Linked DNA regions of Homo sapiens: region 2 is linked to region 1. A link is an interaction called in ENCODE POLR2A ChIA-PET data of the cell type or tissue named here. Cell type or tissue: OCI-LY7. All regions are shown on one strand.

Region 1 (5,000 bases):
GACCACAGCAAAACCCGGTATACAAAGTGGAGAGCCACCATCCCATCTTATTTTAATGCCTTGTTAACATAATACTTCCTTAAAAATAAGAAACTCAGAGCAAATATCAAATGGGACACAAAGAGGCTGGGACTTCTACAGTAATTGATCTTTTTGAGTCTTCTACTTGAATCAATTCTGGTCATTTATATTTTGCTTATGAGTTATTTGTTTCTTCCATATTTTCACATTAGTTTCCATAGTTTTGCTCCTAGTGTGCATGTATACTTTTTTTTTTTTTTTGAGATGGAGTCTCACTCTGTTGCCCAGGCTGGAGTGCAGTGGCGCGATCTTGGCTCACTGCAAGCTCTGCCTACCAGGTTCACGCCATTCTCCTGCCTCAGCCTCCCGAGTAGCTGGGACTACAGGTGCCCGCCACTATGCCCGGCTAATTTTTTTTATTTTTAGCAGAGATGGGGTTTCACCATGTTAGCCAGGATCGTCTCAGTCTCCTGACCTCGTGATACACGTGCCTTGGCCTCCCAAAGTGCTGGGATTACAGGTGTGAGCCACTGCACCTGGCCTTTTTTTTTTTTGAGACGGAGTCTCACTTTGTTGCCCAGGCTGGAATGCAGTGGCGCAATCTCACTCATTGAAAGCTCCGCCTCCCGGGTTCATGCTATTCTCCCGCCTCAGCCTCCCAAGTAGCTGGGACTACAGGTGCCCGCCACCACGCCCGGCTAATTTTGTTTTTGTTTTTGTATTTTTTTAGTAGAGACGGGGTTTCACCGTGTTAGCCAGGAGTGTCCATGTATAATTCTTATAATTCTTCCCATCTTTCATGCATCTGTAATGCATTTGTTTCCTTGTTCCTAATCTTGTTATACTCTTGCTCTTATACTTTTTCCAGTATTTTGTCTTATTTAACTGTCCTACATTTTTTCCTTATTCCATTAATTCTCACTTGTAACTTTATCATCCCTTCTTCCTACCTTGTGTGTATGTTGTTTGTTTTGTTTATGAGGTGTTGGAGGCAGGTACGTGTTTTGCTGTCCTCTTCTTCATGAATAATAAAGATATTTACTGGTATAAATTTTTTTCTAAGTAAAGTTTTGAGTATATGCTATGCCTTAAAGATTTGGGTATAAAGTATACTTTGTTATTCCTCTCCAAAGAACCTTTTGCTTCTCTTATATTTTCTCTTTGATCAAAGGTTTATCTGGGAGAGTGTTTCTTAGTTTTCAAGTAGTTATTTTCTGGTCATATGTTTAGTATTGGTTTCTAATTTAATTGGATTGTGGTGAAGAAATGTGATCTACAAAACCTCTACTTTTATATTTGTTATAGTTTTACTTTATTTTGGCCAAGTAGGTTAATAAGTCTATTTTTCTAGTTATTGGGGTTTGGAAAATTACACATATCCAAAGAAATACTCCCTGAAAAGCCTCATGGTGATGTGGCCAGGCAACCTGCCCTGCCCCCTAAACATTAAATCACAGTAACAATTGCCCCTGTTTCATTGTCCCATTGCAAAATGCATTCTAACTTACAAATCTGGAGCCATTATACCGCTAAGTAGAAAACAAGGCAATTAATTATTTTTAATAGTCAGATGATTATTTTTAATAGCCTGATGATTGTATCACCTTGGAATTTAATCAAGACAAACCAAAGGCATGCAATACTCCTGAGTTATGCCCAGCAATAACTTGGTTTAAGTTTTCATTTTCCAACCTGGCATCTCAATTCCTACTCAGTATTAGTAGCTCAGGCAAACCTGCTGCCCAACCATAAATCCAAAAGAAAACTATCTGTCTCATATATCAGGAAGGCCTCCGCATGATTCATTGAACCCTTGAGGTGAAAGAGATCAGAACTAATTCTTTTTTTTCTCAGCTCACTGCAACCTCTGCCTCTCGGGTTCAAGCGATTCTCCTGCCTCAGCCTCCTGAGAAGCTGGGATTACAGGTGTCTGCCACCATGCCTGGCTAATTTTTTGTAATTTTAGTAGAGACAGGGTTTCACCATGTTGGCCAGGCTGGTCTCAAACTCCTGACCTCAGCTGATCCACCCACCTTGGCCTCCCAAAGTGCTGGGATTACAGGCATGGGCCACCGTGCCTTGCCAGAACTATTTCAAATACAAGAAATCCTGAAATATTTAGTCCCACTGAGGCTTGACGATTCTGTACTCAGATCAGCCTTGGTGATACAGGACTCGTACAATGAACACACTTGAGAGCGGAAATCTTGTTTAAAATCACCAAGGAAATTCCAAACTTCTACAAAAGAATTAGCGGATATTTTAGCAAGGGTACACTTGGAGACAGGATGTTATTTCTTCTGAAAGTTCATAATGATAAAGTGGAAGCTTCCTCAGCTCTCTGGGAGTTTGAGAAAAAAAACATATTATATTACTGAATACCTATTGTATGCCAGGCATGGTACTTGGTACTAAGCATTCTACATACATTATTTCTTTTAATCTTTACAAAAGTAGTCATTATAAAAAAAAAAAAAAAAGCTTATCTACTTATAAGCTGATAAGTATCACATTTTTAAATGGTTAGTAACTGATACAACAGGAAAGCCTCACTGAGGCATAGTATTGGCTATAAAGTTGTCCCACAAAATGGGACATTCACTATTTAACCATTTAGGGTTAAATTGAGACTCCAGTATTTTCACCTCTATGTCAGGAAGAATTACCTTAAAATGTCTAGGGTTTCAGTCTGTGATTTCAGCAAACATTTGTTTCAAACACAAACTGTTATACCCACCCATTTACTTTTTTTTTTTTTCTTTATAGAGACAGGAATCTCATTATGTTACCTAGTTTGGTCTCAAACTCCTGGCCTCAAGTGATCCTCCTGCCTTGACCTCCCAAAAGTGCTGAGATTGCAGGTGTGAGCCATCATGCCCAGCCCATTTACTCTGAGGTAATTGTTACATAATGAATTAAATATTCAAGCTCTTCTAATCAAATGAGCTCATGAAAGCTAATCCCACACCTGACTTTTATTTATACTATTGACCTGAGCATCACAGAGGCAATTCTAACTACTAACCTAAATGATTTTTTAATTGGCACAAAGTTCAAATATACAACCTGCCTGTCATTTCAGAGTCATCTTCTTTTCCTCCATCTTCACTTTGCATTTTGGTTTCAGCCATACTAAATATTTCTAAGTACTCTAAATTTCACATTCACAGATTCCTTGGTTCTCCATTTACCAAGGCCATTCTTCCCTACCTTTTCCACCTGACCAATAGCTCTTCATCCCACCCACACACACACACACACAGAAAAACATGTCATTCAAGGTGTATCTTTTCTGGAATCTCCCTCCTACTCACTTTTCCCCACCATATAGTTAGACACCCTGTTCTAGGCTTCCTGTCTTCTGTAATGCTCTTACTTTCATTGCTCTATTCAACAAACACTTCTAAAGCTCCTATTATCTACAGGTTATTTATTAGGTACTGGGAATACAAAGATAAATAAAACATAAGACTTCAAGTGGTGTCAAAAAAGACAATTAGGCCTGTCAGCTGGTCAGAGTAGCACCGAGTTTCAGGAAGGCACTCAGCATTTTGAGCCCAGCCCTGTAAGACCTGGAGGATTTAGTGGGTAGAAATGTGGGAAGACAATGGAGAGAAGGAGGAAGAAGGGCCTACTGGGCAAAAGGAATTACATGAGCAAAGTCAGAGAGGTGGATAAGAGGTAAGCTTTGTTGATGGCAGAGAACAAGTTTCTCCATCCCAGGCTTTTAATTAAAAAATAAAAATAAAAAAATAAAAACTTTAAAACTCAGGAAGCTGAGGCAGGAGAATTGCTTTAGGCCAGGAGTTCAAGACCAGCTTGGGCAACATAGTGAGACCCCAGGTCTTAAAAAATATTTTTAAAAAAACTTTAAAACAACTTATTTATAAACTTTTTCAAGCTATAATAAAAGCAAAAGATAATCATGGAAAGTAAACCCTAATTTTATTCCTAATTGTTTGTTAATTTCTGGTGCCTTCTAAACCCAAAGAAGCTCATTAATGATATGTTAATAACACATAAATTTCTAATTGTATCAAAAGATAAAAGAAGTATTTTATACTCCTCTGATAAGCACTGTGAATAAAGATAAGCAGTTCAGTCATAACTAGTTTACCCTCACCTCCCTATGTAAAGGTGAGAACAAATCAAAACAAATAAGAGAAACTTTGGTGCAAGGCTCCCAAACCATTCTATCAGGATGAGGGGATCCTTGCCCAGTATCTGTCTTCCTTTTGTAGGACCTAATGCATACACAGGCTGAAGCTCTCATTCTCAGTGGTTATGCTGAAAATAACCAATCCAAAATCCTCTTTTGATGGAAGTAATCCACGTACTGAGACAAAACTTTTGAGAGTGAACAATGTTACTACATAGGGTTAATCCTTAAAAGTATTTTCCAATCTTTTCAACCTGCAATTTTTACACATACTTCTACAGGACCTTGGACAATATATATGTTGCAGCATACACCTGAGGCTATCAAAATGGAGAGAGATAAGAAAGCAGAAATCAGATACCATCATGCCCAAAAGAATGCTGTAAACTTGGATGGCCACCTGCCCAGTTCATGATTATATCAGTTCAACAGTTCAAATGGCTTATGGTGTTCCTTTGATATTACATCAGTTTATGTCTCTTACCAGAAAGTGTGACGGCAATAAATAACCCCAAGTGAGCAGGATGAGGCATTGTGATCCACAGCATGCCCTGAATTAGACTATATTTTATATTTAAAAAATGGCGGCAACAGTAACAACAGCAGCAGCAGCAGCGGCTGCGCGGGTGTTTACGTGGGGTCGCGGGGTCTCCCGCAGCATGGCGGACTATCTGAGCAACTGCTGCACCGGCTACGTGCCTGAGGACGGGCTCATCCCACAGCAGCTCTTCACCAGCGCTGACGGCCTCACCTACAACGACGTCCCGATTCTCCCAGGATTCATAGACTTCATAGCTGATGAGGTGGACCTGACCTCAGT
Region 2 (5,000 bases), 1.4 Mb before region 1:
AAAAAAAAAAAAAAAAGGATCTTTTGGAGAGAAAAAGTTTTTAATTTTAATAAAATCCAAGTTTTTAATTTTTTTTCTTTAACTTTTAGGTTTGGAGTACATGTGCTAGTTTGTTATATAAGAAATAATGCATCATGGGGAGTTGGCATATAGATTATTTCATCACTAGGTAATAAGCACAGTACCTGATGGGTAGTTTTTCAATCCACCCCCTCCTCCCACTCTATACTCAAGTAGGACCCAGTGTATAAAAGTATAGTTGACTTTTGTATGTTGATCCTTCTGTGACTTTGCTGAACTTATTGGCTCTAGGAGTTTTGTTGTTTTGGGGTTTTTTGTTTTTGAAGGTTTCTTGGATTTTTTTTTTTTTTTTTTTTTTTTTTTACAACGTAGGGAAACCTGTCATCTGCAAATAGCAACAGTTTTAGTTCTTCCTTGCATTTCCTTTTCTTGCCTTATTGTGCTGGCTAGAACTTCCAATATTGTGTTGTGGTGAGGTGGGACATCCTTGTTTTGTTCCTGAGCTTAGGGAGAAAGCATTCAGTCTTTTTTTTTTTTTTTTTTTTTTTTTTTTGAGATCAAGTCTTTCTCTCTCACCCAGGCTGGAATGCAGTGTGTGATCTCAGCTCACTGCAACCTCTGTCTCCCGGATTCAAGTGATTCTCCCACCTCAGCCTCCCAAGTAGCTGAACTACAGGTGTGTGCCACCACGCCTAGCTAATTTTTGTATTGTTAGTAGAGATGGGGTTTTGCCATGTTGGCCAGGGTGGTCTGGAACTCCTGACCTCAGGTGATCTGCCCATCTCGGCCTCCCAAAGTGCTGGGATTACAGCCACCATGCCAGGCCAGCATTCAGTCTTTCGTATTAAGTATAATATTAGTTGTAGGGTTTTTTTTTCTTCAAGTTTTTAAAAAGTCAGTTTGAGGAAGTTCCCTGCATTCCCAGTTTTCTGAGAATTTGTATTATGAATGGATGTTGAATTTTGTTAAGTACTTTTTCTGCATCAACTGATGAATCATGATTTGTTTCCCTTTAGCTTGTGAATATGGTAGATTATTAATATATTGATTGATTTTTGAATGTTAAATCAGTCTTTCATCCCTAGGATGCTAGCTCATGGTATATAATTCTGTGTTGATATAGTGCTGAAGGCCATTTGCTAATATTTTGTTGATTGTTGCACTTATATTAACGAAGGATATCAGTCTGTAGTTTCTGTCTCTGTCTCTGTTTATCTCTGTCTCCCTGTCTCTCTCTCTCTCATGCAATCTTTGGTTGGTTTGGATAGCAGGATAATATTGGCTTCCTAAAATAAATTGGGAAGTGTTCATGCCTCTTCTATTTTTGGGGAAAGTATATGTATAATTGGTGTTAATTCTTCTTTAAACATTTGTTAGAATAGTGTGGTAAAACAATCTGGCGGGCCCTGGAGTTTTCTTTTTCTGTAATTTAAAAATTATGAATTCAGTTTTCTCAATAAAGTGCTATTTAAATGATCTATTTCATATTGTGTGAGTTGGGATAATGTGTGCTTTTTGAGGAATGGGGTCATTTTATCTATTGTCTAATTTTGTCTAATTTATGTGGTATTTACTCATTATCCCTTTGATATCTGCAGGATCTGTAGTAATATCCCTGCTTTCTTTCCTAATATTATGTTTTTTTCTCCTTTTTAATTTGTCAGTCTTGATTGGGATTTGTGCATTTTATTGATTTTTTTTTTTTTTCCAAAGAACCATCTTTTACTGATTTTCTGTTTCCAATTTCACTGAGTTTTGCTTTTCTCTTTATTATTCCCTCTCTCTGCTTTCTTTGGGTTTTTCTTTTCCTTTTCTATGCTCTTGAGGTATAATCTTAGATTTTAATTTGAGATTTTTTTTGCTTTTTAATGTAAGCTTTTAGTTCTATAAGTTTCCCTCTTAGCAGTGTTTTTGCTGCATCCACAAATTTTGATATGTTGTGTTTTTATTTTCATTCAGTTCAGTGTATGTTTTGATTTCCACTTAGACTTCCTCTTTGAGCTATGGATTATTTTATAGGGAATTTAGTTTCCAAGTGTTGGGTTATTTTCCTATTATCTTTCTGTTACTGATTTCGACTTTAATTTCATTATGGTCAGAGGATACACTCCATATGATTTAATTCTTTTAAATTTCATGAGTTTGTGTTATGGATATGATCTATCTTGGTGTATGCTCTGTGATTGCTTAAAGAGAATGCTGCTAGTGTTGGGCGGGGTGCTCTGGAAGTGTCAGTTAGCTTCTGTTGCTTGACGATGTTATTGGGTTCTCTTATATCTTTGCTGATTTTCTATCCAATTGTTTTATCAGTTGTTGAGAGAGGAGTGTTGAAGTCCCCAACTATAATTGTGGATATATCTAATTCTCCCTTCAGTTCTATCAGTTTTTGCTTCACATATTTTATAAGTCTGTTATTTGGTGCATACTCACTTAGAATTGCTAATACAGTTCACTTAGAATTGCTTATGTAATTCTTTTTGGTGAATTATATTTCTCTCTGTCTCTTGTCCTTTGCTTTGAAGTCTATTTTCTTTTAATATAGCCATCCCTGCTTTCTTCAAATACTTTCATGACTTTTTTTTATACTTTTACTTTCAACCTATTTCATTATATTTGAAGTGAGCTTCTTGTAGATAGCATATAGTTGGGTCATCTCTTTTTTTAAAATTCATTCTGTGATCTCATTTTATTAATAGTTATATTTAGATCATTTACATTAAATGTAATTATTGATATACGTTTATGCTTTTGTTTCCTATTTTATTTAATATTTGCTCTGTCTTCCTTTTTTTAAACTCTTTCTTGCTTTGGGCTACTTAAACATTTTTTAAAAATCCGTTTTGATTTATGTATAGTGTTTTTGAGTGCAAATATATAGCATTTTTAATAGTTGCTGTAGCTACTGTATTATAGTTATAGCTTACTAACTCTATTGGTGTTAATGGAGTACCAGTTCAAGTGAAGTGTTAAAGTCTTCCCTCCCTTCATATCCCTTCACTTTATAATATAAATATGCAATATAATTGTCTTAAGTATCTCCTGTACATACATTTAGAACCCTACCAGATAGTGTTATAATCTTTGTCTCAGTAGTCAAATACTTAGAAAGCTCAAGAGGAGAAAGAAAACCTATTATATTTTCCCATGGTTTTTTTTATGATTTCTGTCTTCTTTCTTTCTTCTTGATGTTACAAGTTTTCTGTTTTTAATTATCATTTTCTTTCTGTTTAGAGAACTCTTTTCGCTTTTTTTTTTTTTTTTTTTGACAAGATCTTTCTCTCTCAGCCAGGCTGGAGTTCAGTCCTGCAATCATAGCTCACTACAGCTTCACACTCTTGCACTCAAGCAATCCTCTCTTCACCCTCCAACGTAGCACCACCACCCTAGCCAGCTTTTTAAATTTTTTGTACAGATGGGGTCTTGCTTTGTTGCCCAGGCTGGTCTTGAACTTCTGGCTTCAAGCGATCTTTCCACCTCAGCCTCCAGAAGTACTGGGATTACAGGTGTGTTCCACCATGCCCATCGTCTTTAGTTATTCTTTTAAATAGGTCTGTTGGTGACAAACTATCTTAGTTGTCCTTCAACTGAAAATGTCTTGATTTTTCCTTCATTATTGAAGGATATTTTTGCTGGATATAGAATTTTGAGATGACAATTCTTTTAGTACTTGAAAAATGTTATGCCACTTCCTTATGGCCCCCATGTTTCTTGTTGAGAAATCTGTCATTTAAATTTTTTTCCCCTATAAATAAGGTATTATTTGCTGTTGCCACTTTCAAGACTTTTTCCGTCTTTATTTTCAGAAGTTTGACTATAATGTGCTTCAGTAGTGATTTCTTTGCGTTTATCCTTCTTGGCATTCATTGATAGTTTTATGAATCTGTTAGTTTATGCTTTGGCTAAATTTGGGGAGTTTTCAGTTGTTATTTTTTCAAATACTTTTCAGCCACACCCTTTTTCTTCTCTCCTTCCTAGTCTTTAAAGTTATATTAGATGTTTTGTTATAATCCTACTGGTCCCAAAGGCCCTGCTCATTTTTTAAAATATCAGTTTTCTCTCTGCTTTCAGATTGGGTAATTTTTATTGTTGTCTTCAAGTTTACTGATTCCTTTTTTTGTTCCCTTCATTCTGCTGTTTAGGTCATCCATTGAGTTTTTAATTCTGCTGTCTTTCCACTAACACAATTTCCTTTTGGTTCTTATTTATATCTTTGTTTTCCTTGCTGAGACTTTTAATTTTTTTTCCATTTGTTTTGGGCATGTTCATAATTACTCATTAAAACATTTTTATGGTGGTGCTGCTTTATTGCTGCCAAGCGGAAATAGAAATCCATGCCAATGTTAATAACTGGGTGTGAGGGACTCCTCGTAACTCCTGGGCAAGGGTGGAAGTTCTAGTTCTCCATTAAACCTCTGTTGATATCATCCTGGCTGGGAGGGGCATGAAGACTCATTACTGCTTGGCCTCTACTGACATTGTTGAGTTGAGTTGGGGTGGTCTGGTTTCTGCTGGGCAGGAGTGAAAGTTCTACCTCTCCACTAACTTCTTCTGATGCCACTCCAGTGAGGTGGGGAGGAGCATTTTATTACTGCAGGATGGGATGGAAGTCCATACTCTCCATGTGGTCTCCATGAGCACCATCAGTGTGGTGGTGGTGGTGAAGACTCCTTATTGCCTGGTGGAGATGAAGTTCCTAGCTCTCTGCTTTTCCTCTATGACACCACTTGGATAGGAGTTTTGGGGTATCTGGCAAAGGTGGAAATGGAGCCTCCCACTCAGTTTTTGCTGGTGGGGGTGGAGGTGAGGCCACAGTTTTCTCTGTGGTGTTTGGCTGTTACTGTCCAAGCATCTTCTGTCTGGCTAGGTAGCCATTTTGCTTATCCTTTTTCTAGAGAGGGCAGGTTTCTGTTGAGGCTTTTTGGGTTGATACTTGTTGGTATTTCTGGGTTTCTGTCTTCTCCAGCACCTAATCTGGGATA

The links. ChIA-PET counts read pairs that join two places held together with the same protein. Peaks named below come from ENCODE experiments on the same cell type or tissue, not always from the same donor. Only the 100,000 strongest peaks of a DNase experiment are listed, where the experiment ranks them.
Region 2: POLR2A ChIA-PET joins it to region 1 with 6 read pairs; 2 of 35 experiments call an interaction of 5 or more read pairs at or near these places.

What each region holds. Positions count from the first base shown.
Region 1 is chr6:18,368,483-18,373,482 of GRCh38, reverse strand. It overlaps the pseudogene IMPDH1P9. Among named protein-coding and RNA genes, the nearest start is that of RNF144B, 16 kb to the left of the region's middle. In OCI-LY7, no CTCF peak of the experiment used is centred here; no DNase peak of the experiment used is centred here.
Region 2 is chr6:19,796,021-19,801,020 of GRCh38, reverse strand. The region is part of intron 2 of LNC-LBCS (lncRNA bladder and prostate cancer suppressor, hnRNPK interacting); the gene reads left to right. Among named protein-coding and RNA genes, the nearest start is that of LNC-LBCS, 6.2 kb to the left of the region's middle. In OCI-LY7, no CTCF peak of the experiment used is centred here; no DNase peak of the experiment used is centred here; H3K27ac peaks cover 1,521 bases.